Linked DNA regions of Homo sapiens: region 2 is linked to region 1. A link is an interaction called in ENCODE POLR2A ChIA-PET data of the cell type or tissue named here. Cell type or tissue: GM12878. All regions are shown on one strand. Links, peaks and the distances in the headings refer to the core of each region. The heading gives the core; the rest is flanking DNA. Region 1 overlaps SLC1A2 (solute carrier family 1 member 2). Region 2 overlaps LOC105376626 (a long non-coding RNA gene).

The links. ChIA-PET counts read pairs that join two places held together with the same protein. Peaks named below come from ENCODE experiments on the same cell type or tissue, not always from the same donor. Only the 100,000 strongest peaks of a DNase experiment are listed, where the experiment ranks them.
Region 2: POLR2A ChIA-PET joins it to region 1 with 7 read pairs; 1 of 35 experiments calls an interaction of 5 or more read pairs at or near these places.

The regions. Positions count from the first base shown.
Region 1 is chr11:35,311,234-35,315,233 of GRCh38, reverse strand. It overlaps SLC1A2 (solute carrier family 1 member 2), which reads left to right. Exons shown (of 11, transcript NM_004171.4): 3 at 59-211; 4 at 2,786-3,036. Among named protein-coding and RNA genes, the nearest start is that of SLC1A2-AS1, 31 kb to the right of the region's middle. In GM12878, for the core only: no CTCF peak of the experiment used is centred there; a DNase peak (open chromatin) is centred at 1,633; H3K4me3 peaks cover 432 bases; H3K27ac peaks cover 1,340 bases.
Region 2 is chr11:35,032,553-35,039,209 of GRCh38, reverse strand. The region is part of intron 2 of LOC105376626 (a long non-coding RNA gene); the gene reads left to right. Among named protein-coding and RNA genes, the nearest start is that of MIR1343, 94 kb to the right of the region's middle. RefSeq lists an enhancer at 2,732-2,801. In GM12878, for the core only: no CTCF peak of the experiment used is centred there; DNase peaks (open chromatin) are centred at 2,353 and 2,979; H3K27ac peaks cover 1,493 bases.

The DNA.
Region 1 (4,000 bases), core at 1-4,000:
AGTAAGTCATTTGACGAAGGCAAAAAATAAATTCATATTGTTTTCCCCTTCCTTTTAGGTGTCATCCTGGGAGCAGTGTGTGGAGGGCTTCTTCGCTTGGCATCTCCCATCCACCCTGATGTGGTTATGTTAATAGCCTTCCCAGGGGATATACTCATGAGGATGCTAAAAATGCTCATTCTCCCTCTAATCATCTCCAGCTTAATCACAGGTAAGACTACCTCACTAGTGCCTGGCTAACATGGGTCATACTCCTGCCCTGGCTTTTAATTAACTGTAGAATCTCAATTTGGTTGAGTGAATGTGATCGTCTATGTCATTTCATTTCAGAGCTTTGGTTTTCCCGTCTCTGAAATGAGGATAATCAACCCTAAAGAAATAAAAGCTTGCCATCGATTAGTCAGTCTATTTGTCTTTCTCTCCAGCAAAAAAAAGAAAAAAAAAAAAAGAAAAGAAAAGGAAACACAGCCACATGTTACAAGTGATGATACCTCTAGTGGTTTTAAATTTTTTTTTTTTTTGAGATGGAGTCTCCCTCTGTTGCCCATGCTGGAGTGCGGTGGTGCAATCTCAGCTCACTGCAACCTGTGCCTCGTGGGTTCAAGCGATTCTCCTGCCTCAGCCTCCTGAGTAGCTGGGACTACAGGCATGTGCCATCATGCCTGGCTAATTTTTGTATTTTTAGTAGAGACAGGGTTTCACCATATTGGCCAAGCTGGTCTCGAACTCCTGACCTCATGATCCACCCGCCTCAGCCTCCCAAAGTGCTGGGTTTACAGGCATGAGCCACTGCACCTGGCCTTAATTTTTAATGTCTACTTTTCTCCCCTTTCTAAATTATATTTTGTTCAGATACTGATAAAGGTAATAGATGGAAAAGGAAATTATCTACTATTTTAATTGGGAATTGAGGGAGATTGGCATTAAAAATAAATGAAATGCTAGGTATGAAAGCCCTCTGAGTTTTTCAGAACAAAGTTACTCCTAATATGTGGCATCATGTTCACTTATTTTTCACTACCACCAAGTTGGCCAATGTATGATTTGTTAACAGGTGTATATCCTGAGTCCCAGCATCAATTATCTTTGACTAAAATAATTAATTACTTTATTTGAAAGAATTTGTTCTTCCTCTGTGGGCTTATACTGGTATTTTCCTCCTTACCAAATAATATTGCTCAAACAGGGTATAAATTGATGCCCTTTGGAGACTAAACTCTGAGTTAAGGGCAGGAAGCTGAGCTTTGGTCCATATTTGGGTACCAGCCAGCTAAGTGATCTGGAGAAGTTGTTCCCCTGGACTGGCCACCTCATGAAAGAAGTGAGTGAGGCTCTGGTAACTCCAGGAGATTCAGGGGCTGAGCTGGGTTGAGGCTTCAGCTGGTTGACCAGTGACCCCAGTACCTGAAATGCTGGAACTCAGGATCAGGCACTTAGGGGCTAAGTGGGACCTTATCATTCAGCGCTAGATTGAGTGAAAGGGTGCATTTACCATCAGTGCTCCTCTATAAACCAGAGAAAATGTTCTCTGCACCTGTTAACAGGTCATACGTTGGCCAACTTGGTGGGGAAACCTAGCTCCCGTCGGCTAGAATTAGACTAGGTTGTAAAGAGAAGTAGGTCACACGTAGGTCAGCTTAATTTAGAGCAGCTCACATCACTAACTTCTTCCCCCATAGCAAAAAGGACTAACACCCAAAAAGGGGTTCAATCTCTCTTTCTGGTAAAAGCAGGAACTGAAACCAGGAAGTGAACACATTCAAGAAACAACTGGAAAAAAACCCAGTGGGGCTGGAGTTTTTGTGAATTTGCTTGGAATTTCCTCTAACCTCCCTAGGTATAGATGAAGTGCCCACCATTGGCAGGGTGCTTCACGGGGTGTTCCCTAATCCCTGCATGAGGCTGGGAATGTGGATCTTCATGCTTCACCTCAGAGAAATGAGAGGACTGGGCAAAATCGTTATTCTCAGACTCTCCATGTCAGTTACCAGTAATATATTCAAAAGACATTTTGAGTGTGGCACAGAACTACTAGCTTTTTAGTCTTCCAAGTGAGGACATTAAAACATAAATAAATAAACAAGTTAAAAACTAGCATGTACCAGCAGCATCGCTTCATAAAACAAAGGAGATGTTAAGACCAAAAAAAATAAAAAGTGGAAAGGAATAATCTCAGAATTAAAAATGGGATGTCTTCAACTTTATTTTAACTCATTATTGCAGACTGACAAAAAATTTGTTACAGACCATTTGTAAACTCTAAACAGGAGGATCTCCAACTCTCCCAGTTCTGTAAAATCTTGAAAATCTCCCTGGATAATAGAATGATAAACTATGGGATTGATCAAATATTCAATACAGTCGGCCCTGCATATCTGTGAGTCCCACATGTGCAGATTGAAAATATTTGAGAAAAAAAACTAATAAAAAATACAAAATAATGCAAGTTAAAAATATAGTATAACAGTTATGTACATAGCATTTACATTGTATTAGGTATTGTAAATAATTTAGAGGTGGTTTAAAGTAGACAGGAGGATGTGCATAGGTTATATACAAATACTACACCATTTTACAGAAGAAACTTGGGCACTCTCAGATTTTGGTATCTGTTGGGAGTCCCAGAACCAACCCTCTCATGGATATTGAGGGAAGACTACAGTAGGAGATTTAATCAACCATTAACACATTTGAGTAATATGAAGCTAACGTCATAGAAATGTAGACACAGGTCATTAGCACAAACGTAATAGAATTAATCCTTCTGCATTTCTTTTCAATCCAGGGTTGTCAGGCCTGGATGCTAAGGCTAGTGGCCGCTTGGGCACGAGAGCCATGGTGTATTACATGTCCACGACCATCATTGCTGCAGTACTGGGGGTCATTCTGGTCTTGGCTATCCATCCAGGCAATCCCAAGCTCAAGAAGCAGCTGGGGCCTGGGAAGAAGAATGATGAAGTGTCCAGCCTGGATGCCTTCCTGGACCTTATTCGAAATCTCTTCCCTGAAAACCTTGTCCAAGCCTGCTTTCAACAGGTAACCCAGAGTTCAGATGTTCTCTCTTCTCCAGTCCTCTAAGTTATCAAGGCGATAACTTAAGAGTATTTTAACAGACCAACTCTGGGTAGAAATTTTCTAAATATATAATTATCTCTGTCTAGGCCCAGGGATTCTATGAGGTGGTTTAGGGCAGGATCTTGGGATTGGAGTCTCCTGGTTTTAATTTTTTTAAACATCCCTTTTTTTCCAGCTCACTTAATATATTTTTGCTGTGGGATTGTCCTCCTTTCTCCCCCACCCCCCCCCCCCGCCTCTCTCTCTCTCTCTCTCTCTCTCCCTCCCTCTCTCTCTCTCTCTCTCTCCTTATATCTATCTCTTCCTTTCCTTTTTGTGCATGAGGCTGGGAAATGTGTCTTTGAGTTGTCCATGGGCATATTTTTATTAGCCTTGCCCACAACCTTCTAGAATACACAGTGGTTCTCAAACGTGGCAGTAAAGCTAAACCACCAATGGCACTTTTAAAAAAATACAAATACCCTACACAATCAGAATCTCCAAGAGATGAATCTGGAGCTTGGGTAGTTTTTTAAATTGTGGAAGTAATACATGCAGATTATGAAAATTTTAGAAAGTATAGAAGTACACAAAGTAAAAGTTAGAAGCTTCTGCTTCCCCTTCTCTAGAGCTACTTATGTTGAGAATGCTGTTTCCTCCCCTGTATTTTTCTTTTGCCACTTATGCAAGTGTGCATAATCTTTAAAAGAATTCAACCCTGGCTGGGCGTGGTGGCTCATGCCTATAATCCCAGCACTTCGAGAGGCCGAGGCAGGGGGATCATTTGAGGTTAGGAATTCAAAACCAGCCTGGCCAACATGGTGAAACCCCATCTCTACTAAAAATGCAAAAATTAGCCGGGTGTGGTGGCGCATGCCTGTAATCCCAGCTACTCGGGAGGCCGAGGCAAGAGAATTGCTTGAGCCCGGGAGGCAGAGATTGCAGT
Region 2 (6,657 bases), core at 1,459-5,458, 280 kb after region 1:
AGCACTGACCCCAGAACACTCTCAGGTTTTATCTCTACCAAGATGTGCATGGCTCTGTGACTCGGGAAGCATTATGGCAACCTTTGCCTTTAAAACTTCACAAAGCTGTTGATGGTTCTGCAGCAGCCTTCCTGAAGGAATTTATTGAGGATTTTTTTGGCCCGCCACACCTTCATTTTCCAGAAGAGGAAATTCCTTCTTGTTTTCCAGAACTTCCCTATGTCTTGGTTTAGATTTTAGAAAAAAATGTTGTCTATAGCATTTAGCAAAGGATTCTCATCTAAGAGAATTGTAACGCCACTGAAATAAAACAAAATGAACAACAAAATAGGGTATATGGGACAGTCCCCTGTGAGCAAAGTAGAGACATTTCAACTGAAATGATGCTGATGGGGCTATGGCTAGGACGGGGCCCCTGGTGGCAGTTTGCTTATTGAGTTACCAGGTCTCAAAGAAGGACTTGCATTCCATGTGGCCTCCACATGGCTTCCAGATAGTGCACTGCAGATCAACTAAGGTTCTTTATCAACGTGTTCCATCATATTTGGGAACTAGCTTCTGACTCTGGGTAGTTTCCCAGCAGTACAGAAGCCTGTTTCAGGGTTGACCCATAAATACTACATAAGCCCAGTGCTAGACAGTCCTTCTGATCCAAGGAACCAGAGACAAATCAATCCCTTTTCTGATGCCTTTTTTCCAGAACCTTTGAAGGATGCAGACCTTAAGGAATCAGGACTTCCAGGATCCAATTTTCTTGTGCATCTCAAGACATTTATCAGATAAAGAAGGAGCATTTTTTGCTGTTCAGTGAGATTCCAGGGCACTTAGTCAAATAGCACCATAAAAACAAAAGGTATTATGTACCATTATTTCCAACTTACGTTCACTACACGGGCAGGAAACTCAAAGACAAGACAAACTTTCTCTGAAGAAAGATTTTATTCATCACTCAATTAATATGATTTGTATAGTCCTGTAGACCTGACAATAAACAGTCACCAATGCCCACAATTCCTCCTATCTCCTTGAAGAGCATTGGTCATACAAGCACCTCTCCAACCTTTTTTTTTTTCCCTAAAACCAGTTACTTACGTACACCATTGAGACTTTCTAGGGTTCCATTTAGAAGAGTCCTGAGAAGGAGTAATTCATCTCACCCACATGGTATGATCTAGATTCTTTAAACACAAGCAACAGAAATCAACTCTAGATTAACTGAAGCAGGAAATAAATCTATTGGAAGAATTCAGAGAAGTTCACAGAATAGACAGGAAGGCAGGAGAGCGAGGCTTGGAAAAATGCAAGAGCTGAGCTGCTCTAGGGAGTTAGGGAATAGCAAACACGATCAAGATCGTGTGTTAAGAAGAACATGTCTAAAACATGTTGAGGATGCTGCCAGTGCCACAGCCATTATCTCCTGCTGCTGTCACCACCATTACTGATGTGCCACTATTGCTGCAATGATCCTATTTCCATGTATACCTGCAGCCTTGTGTCACATTGAAAAGATTCCAAGTCCTACATATCCAAGTATCTGATTGGCTAAGCACAGGTCACTAACCAACACTGCCAGAATTCAGGAGAAGAGACAAGTTTCCTCTTCCCAACTTCTATACCAGGAAATAGGGCACTGGGTTTTACCAACACAAAACACAATAGGGTAGGAAAATCTCCCCACATAGAAGGAGTAGAATGGTGGACAGCCAAAAATAGAAAGGGGAGGGAACATCCATCACATATTTCAGTTTTGTCCAAAAAAGTCAAACCTGTAGTTCATTCCTTAGACAACTGTATCCAAATCCTATTCCTTTTTGCTCAAAGGATCCAGTTTTGATCTGTAGAGTCTATCCTTCTCACATGATTTGGTTTTCTTTGGCAAATTCTGTCACATTAAATACATTGTTTGTGGTCACATCTATTTATTCCCTGATAAATAGGAATATGTGTCTATTTCTTCCAAGAAAGATTTGAGGTGGCTCACAAATTTTAATATTCTGAAAAATGAAAACAGATTGTAGCAATGGGAAATGCCCTTGTACTCTGTGTGATGGCTGCTTCTCAGTGTTTCTAGGATAGAGGAGCCCAACAAAGAGGATGGAAGTTGCCTGGGCTTTTGTATTCTCTTGGTGGTCAAAGGGGCGTGCTGTGCTGATGGGTAAGCCTTTAGGCAATGAGCTGTTGGGTTGGTTGGGTCTACAGATATTGGGAATAGCCAATGTGTGTTCAGGAGAAGCAAGAACTATGCTAGTAAAGGGGTCTACAGTCAAGCTAGGGGTTGGCAAGATGACTAAGGGGGAACCACAAATGGACAGGCTGGAGGAGGAACCCAAGCAGGCTGGCTGGTGGTTGATAAGTCATGGCTGAAACCAAAGAAACTAAAGGGTGAACTGAGGTCAGAGGACAAGGCTGGGATTTCACCTAGAATATACGACTTTTGCTGACAATCGCTTCTGCCAAGTGCTGCCTCTTAGAAAGGCAGCTGGAAGTCATCCTTCCAAGGCTTGACAGAACCCAGAACACCCAGAATGGCAGCTGTGAATCTTCCCTACGTATTCCTCTTTAACCAGAAAAAAACAATCAAATGCTGTTTTGAAATGGACCTTCCAGACATGGAAGTGTGATCAAAAGAGACCTGGCTTTTGTCTGAATCCAGTTTTCTTTTCTTTCTTTTTTTTCCTGTCTTTTTTTATTTCAGACATCAGTGTTACTTGTCAATAAATCCAGCTTTTCTATCAACTAGTTGTGTGACACTGGGCAAGTCAGATTTCTCACGGCCTCAATTTCCTTCTATAAAATGAGAAGGTTGGGCTAAATATTGCCTAAAGACTCTTTGAGCTTTAGAAATGACTAGACCACTTCTAGTTGCACACGTGTTCATGCACATACGCATGCAGACACAAACACATCAGGGTGATTCTAGAATTATCTCCAGGGAGAAAGTCACAGAACATGATTCTTGCTGTGCATCTCCTTTTCCCCTGAAGCTGGTTCTGGGAGACAGGAACTTCCTCAAAAACCACAGCTGTTGAAATGGCCCCAAGGGAGTTATACTTAATTCCTGTTTCCTCACATCCTGAATGTGAAGCCTAGAAGAACTGATAATGGGGTTAGTTCCGCCATATTGCAACCACCAACTGAAAGGGGGAAAACCATGCTACCCAGTGACTTACTCAGTAGTGGATAACTGTAGCCAGAAATAACAAGTCTGGCCAGTTCATAGCTCAAGAATGCATAGTGGCAGCCCAACAAGGATTTCCCTTTTTCCAAGACAAACCATGTCAGCTCTGATTAAACTCCTGATTATGGCTAAATCCCTCTCCTTTACTCATATTATTCTTCCCAAGATTGCGTTCCATCATCAGGTGTTGATTTGGGAAATCTTTGAAATTATTCAACCACTCTAAGTGACATGCAATTAGCAGCCTCTTCAATGAGTGATTTACTGCCTTTATGCACCAGGCACTGTGCAAATTGTCAGAGACCCCACAGTGAACAAGCCCTGTGGGACTTACAGTCTAATATGGTAGATGGAAAACATGCAAATGGGCACAAATGCATATATAAATACAATGAAGAGTATGAAAAAGGAAACCGGGTACTGGGTATGATGGAGAATAATGGGGTGAGGGCAGGTGGGAACTTACTTGCATTGGGTGATCCGAGAAAGTCTCTCCATGAAGGTGATGTTAAAGCTGAGATCTGAAGAATGATAAGGAGCCAGTTTTGTGACATGCAGGATGGGGTAGAAGTAGTATGTAGAATGTGTGTGTGTGTGTGTGTGTGTGTGTGCACGCACTCATGCACGCACACATGCACATTGAGGAGAAGGAGAAGAGACAGATTTTCTGCCACAGGGAAGAACAAGTTGGTAGAAAGCTCAACTGACTCCAGAGCTGAAAGAACTCCCATATGGGTTAAGCAAAAAGGAAGATACTATAAGATGAGACTGAGTTTGGCAGAGGCCAGATCACACAAAGCCTTTGTAAAAATCGGTATTTTCCCTACATTTTTAATAAATCTGATAGGAAAGTATTAAGGCATTTTAGATAGATAGAGGAATAACATAATCTTATTTCCATTTGCTGCTTGCTTTGTGGACAATTAAAAAAAAGAAATAAAAGTGGAAGCAAGAGGACAGGTAAGAGATTAGTGTAGTTCAGGCAAAAGTTAATGACGTCTCAGACTAGGTTAGTTATTCTCAGTTCCTAGGGGACACTTGGCAATGTCTGGAGATGTTTTGATGATCACAGATGCTACCAACATCAGCTAGGTAGAGGCCAGGGATACTGCTAAATATCCTAAAATACACACACCAAATAACTATCCAGCCCAAAGTGTCAACAGTGCCAAGGTCAAAAAACTCTGGACTCAGCGATGGCAGGAGAAATGGAAAGAAGCAATTGAATTCAAGATACACTGCGAGGCTGAAAGGACCAGGAATTCTGAATAGATTACATGCGAAAGTAAAGGAAACAAAGAACCTGAAGATGGCTTTCAGATTTCTGTCTAAAGTAACATCTCATAAGATTATATTGGAAGGATATATAAAACAATTTCTGTCTAGTAGATAGATTTTAGTTCTCAATCTACTGCTTATCAATTGTAGGTTGCAAGATACAAAACTATGTATTTATACCTCCATTTTCCCATCTATAAAATGGGGATGACAATGAATCTACTTCAAAGTATGTGATAAGTATCTATTATCCAATCACGTAAAGTGCTTCAAATAGGCCTGGAATGTAGCATATCACTTACTTTTGTTGTTCTTTACTATTGTTATTATTAGAGTGAGGATGTCATTACAGCTATCAAGGTTGGATACATGAATTTGAGAGTGGTCAGATGGCATTTAAATCTTTGAGATGAGTGTATAGACAGAGGAGACAAATTGTCCGGCACTGAACCTTGGGTACTCTACTGTTAGGATACTGAGGTAATGAGAAGAAACAGCCTAGGGGACTGAGCAGGATTAGACAGTTAGGTGAGAGAAAAGTCAACAGAAGAAAGCATTTTGAGGAAGGTTGAGTAAGAAGAGTATCTCTTGAATTTCCAGGTCCTGGGTAACTCCAACAAAAGCAATTTCAGTTAAGAAGTGGAGATGGAAGTCAGTCTGAAATGAGTTGAGGATTAAATGGGAGAAAACATGGAAACAGAATATGTGGGAGCTTTTTATGAATTTTGGCTAAGAAGAGTAGAACAGGTGGAGGACTGTTCAGTTAATAAGGGATGAAACTTTTTGTTTTGCTTTTTAGAGAAATACCATTACATAATATTTACATTCTGATGAGAATATTGTAGTAGAAAGGAAACATTTATAGCTATCAGAGGGAAAGAAGGCGGTAAGACATCAAAGTCTTTGAGAGGACAGGAGGAGATAAGAGAGGCTAGCCTCTGGTGGGAAGAGGAGCACTTTGTGCTTTGCAACAGGAGGCAAGTAGCAGATCAGTGCCACATAGAGAGGTTTGTTGTTTTTGTATTAGGGAAATGGAGGTGATACATGTCTGGCCACTTTTATTTTCTTAGTGAGGTTTGGGGAAAAGTGCCCCCAGAGGTAAGTGGAAGAAAGCAGGATGTGTTTTGGGTACAAATAGTCACCTTGAAACTGGAAAGGCTAGATTTCTAGAGAAAAATGGTAGGATTGTTAGACATCTTTTGAGACTGATGATCATGAATGCTATGTGAAACCAATGAACTTCATTCTTTGGTTTTCTCTTGCAATGTCCAATTGTTCAGAAGGTAGAGAAGAAATAATTCTCCTCTCATTCTCTTTGACAATGGAATTTGGCCTTGAGAGGAAGACAGATGTTTAAGTCCTCAGAGAATGAGGTGTGACCAGCAGACTGAGGATTGAGGGCAGAAAGGAAAGAGGGTACCGGTAGCAAGGAAGTATACATTCTGAAGGGGCAGGAGGGACGCGGAATGAGATCTGGCACCTCCTCCACTTCCTGAACCTGAAGTATGTGAGGTGTGAGCAAATAAAGAGCCTCTAATCATGAGACTTGGAAGTCAAGTGGCGGACCCAGGCGCTGCCAGGTCCTCATTAGGGCAATGAGATGGAGTTCAGAGAAGAGGTCATGCCATCTTCAATCCCCATTGGTGCAAGGCAAAGTCTGTTCCACTATACAAGGTCAAGCCTGCGTGGTTAGAGCTTCTCTTATTCCCACTCCTCCATTCCCTAATTTTAGTGCAGGGGGAGGATTTTCAAAAATTTTCAGACTAAAAACAACGATTGAGCAAGCTAATTAAGTGGTATGAGTGGTTTCAACAAAACCCCACACTTAGCGGCCAACATGGATTAAGGTGGAGGCTGCTTTTAGGTAATCCACATTGTTTTTCAAGCATCCCCTCCAGCAGTCAGGCTCAAAACACATGTTAAAGTTTTGTTTTAAGTACTCTTGGTTCAAAACACCTTTATAGACATTATCAGAAAAAGAGAAGTTGTCCAACTAACCCCAAGTTTGCTATGCCCTTTTAAATCTGATCCTCATCCTTACATATCGCAGATACTCCAAAGCTTTTCATAGCAAGTGTCCAAGACCAGGGATAGCACTGTCATAATAGTTAACATATGTTGAGTGACGACTGTGTCCCAGGCATTGTTCTAGGCAACGTTCCTATATAATTCTATTTAATGTTCAGAAAACCTTTATGAGT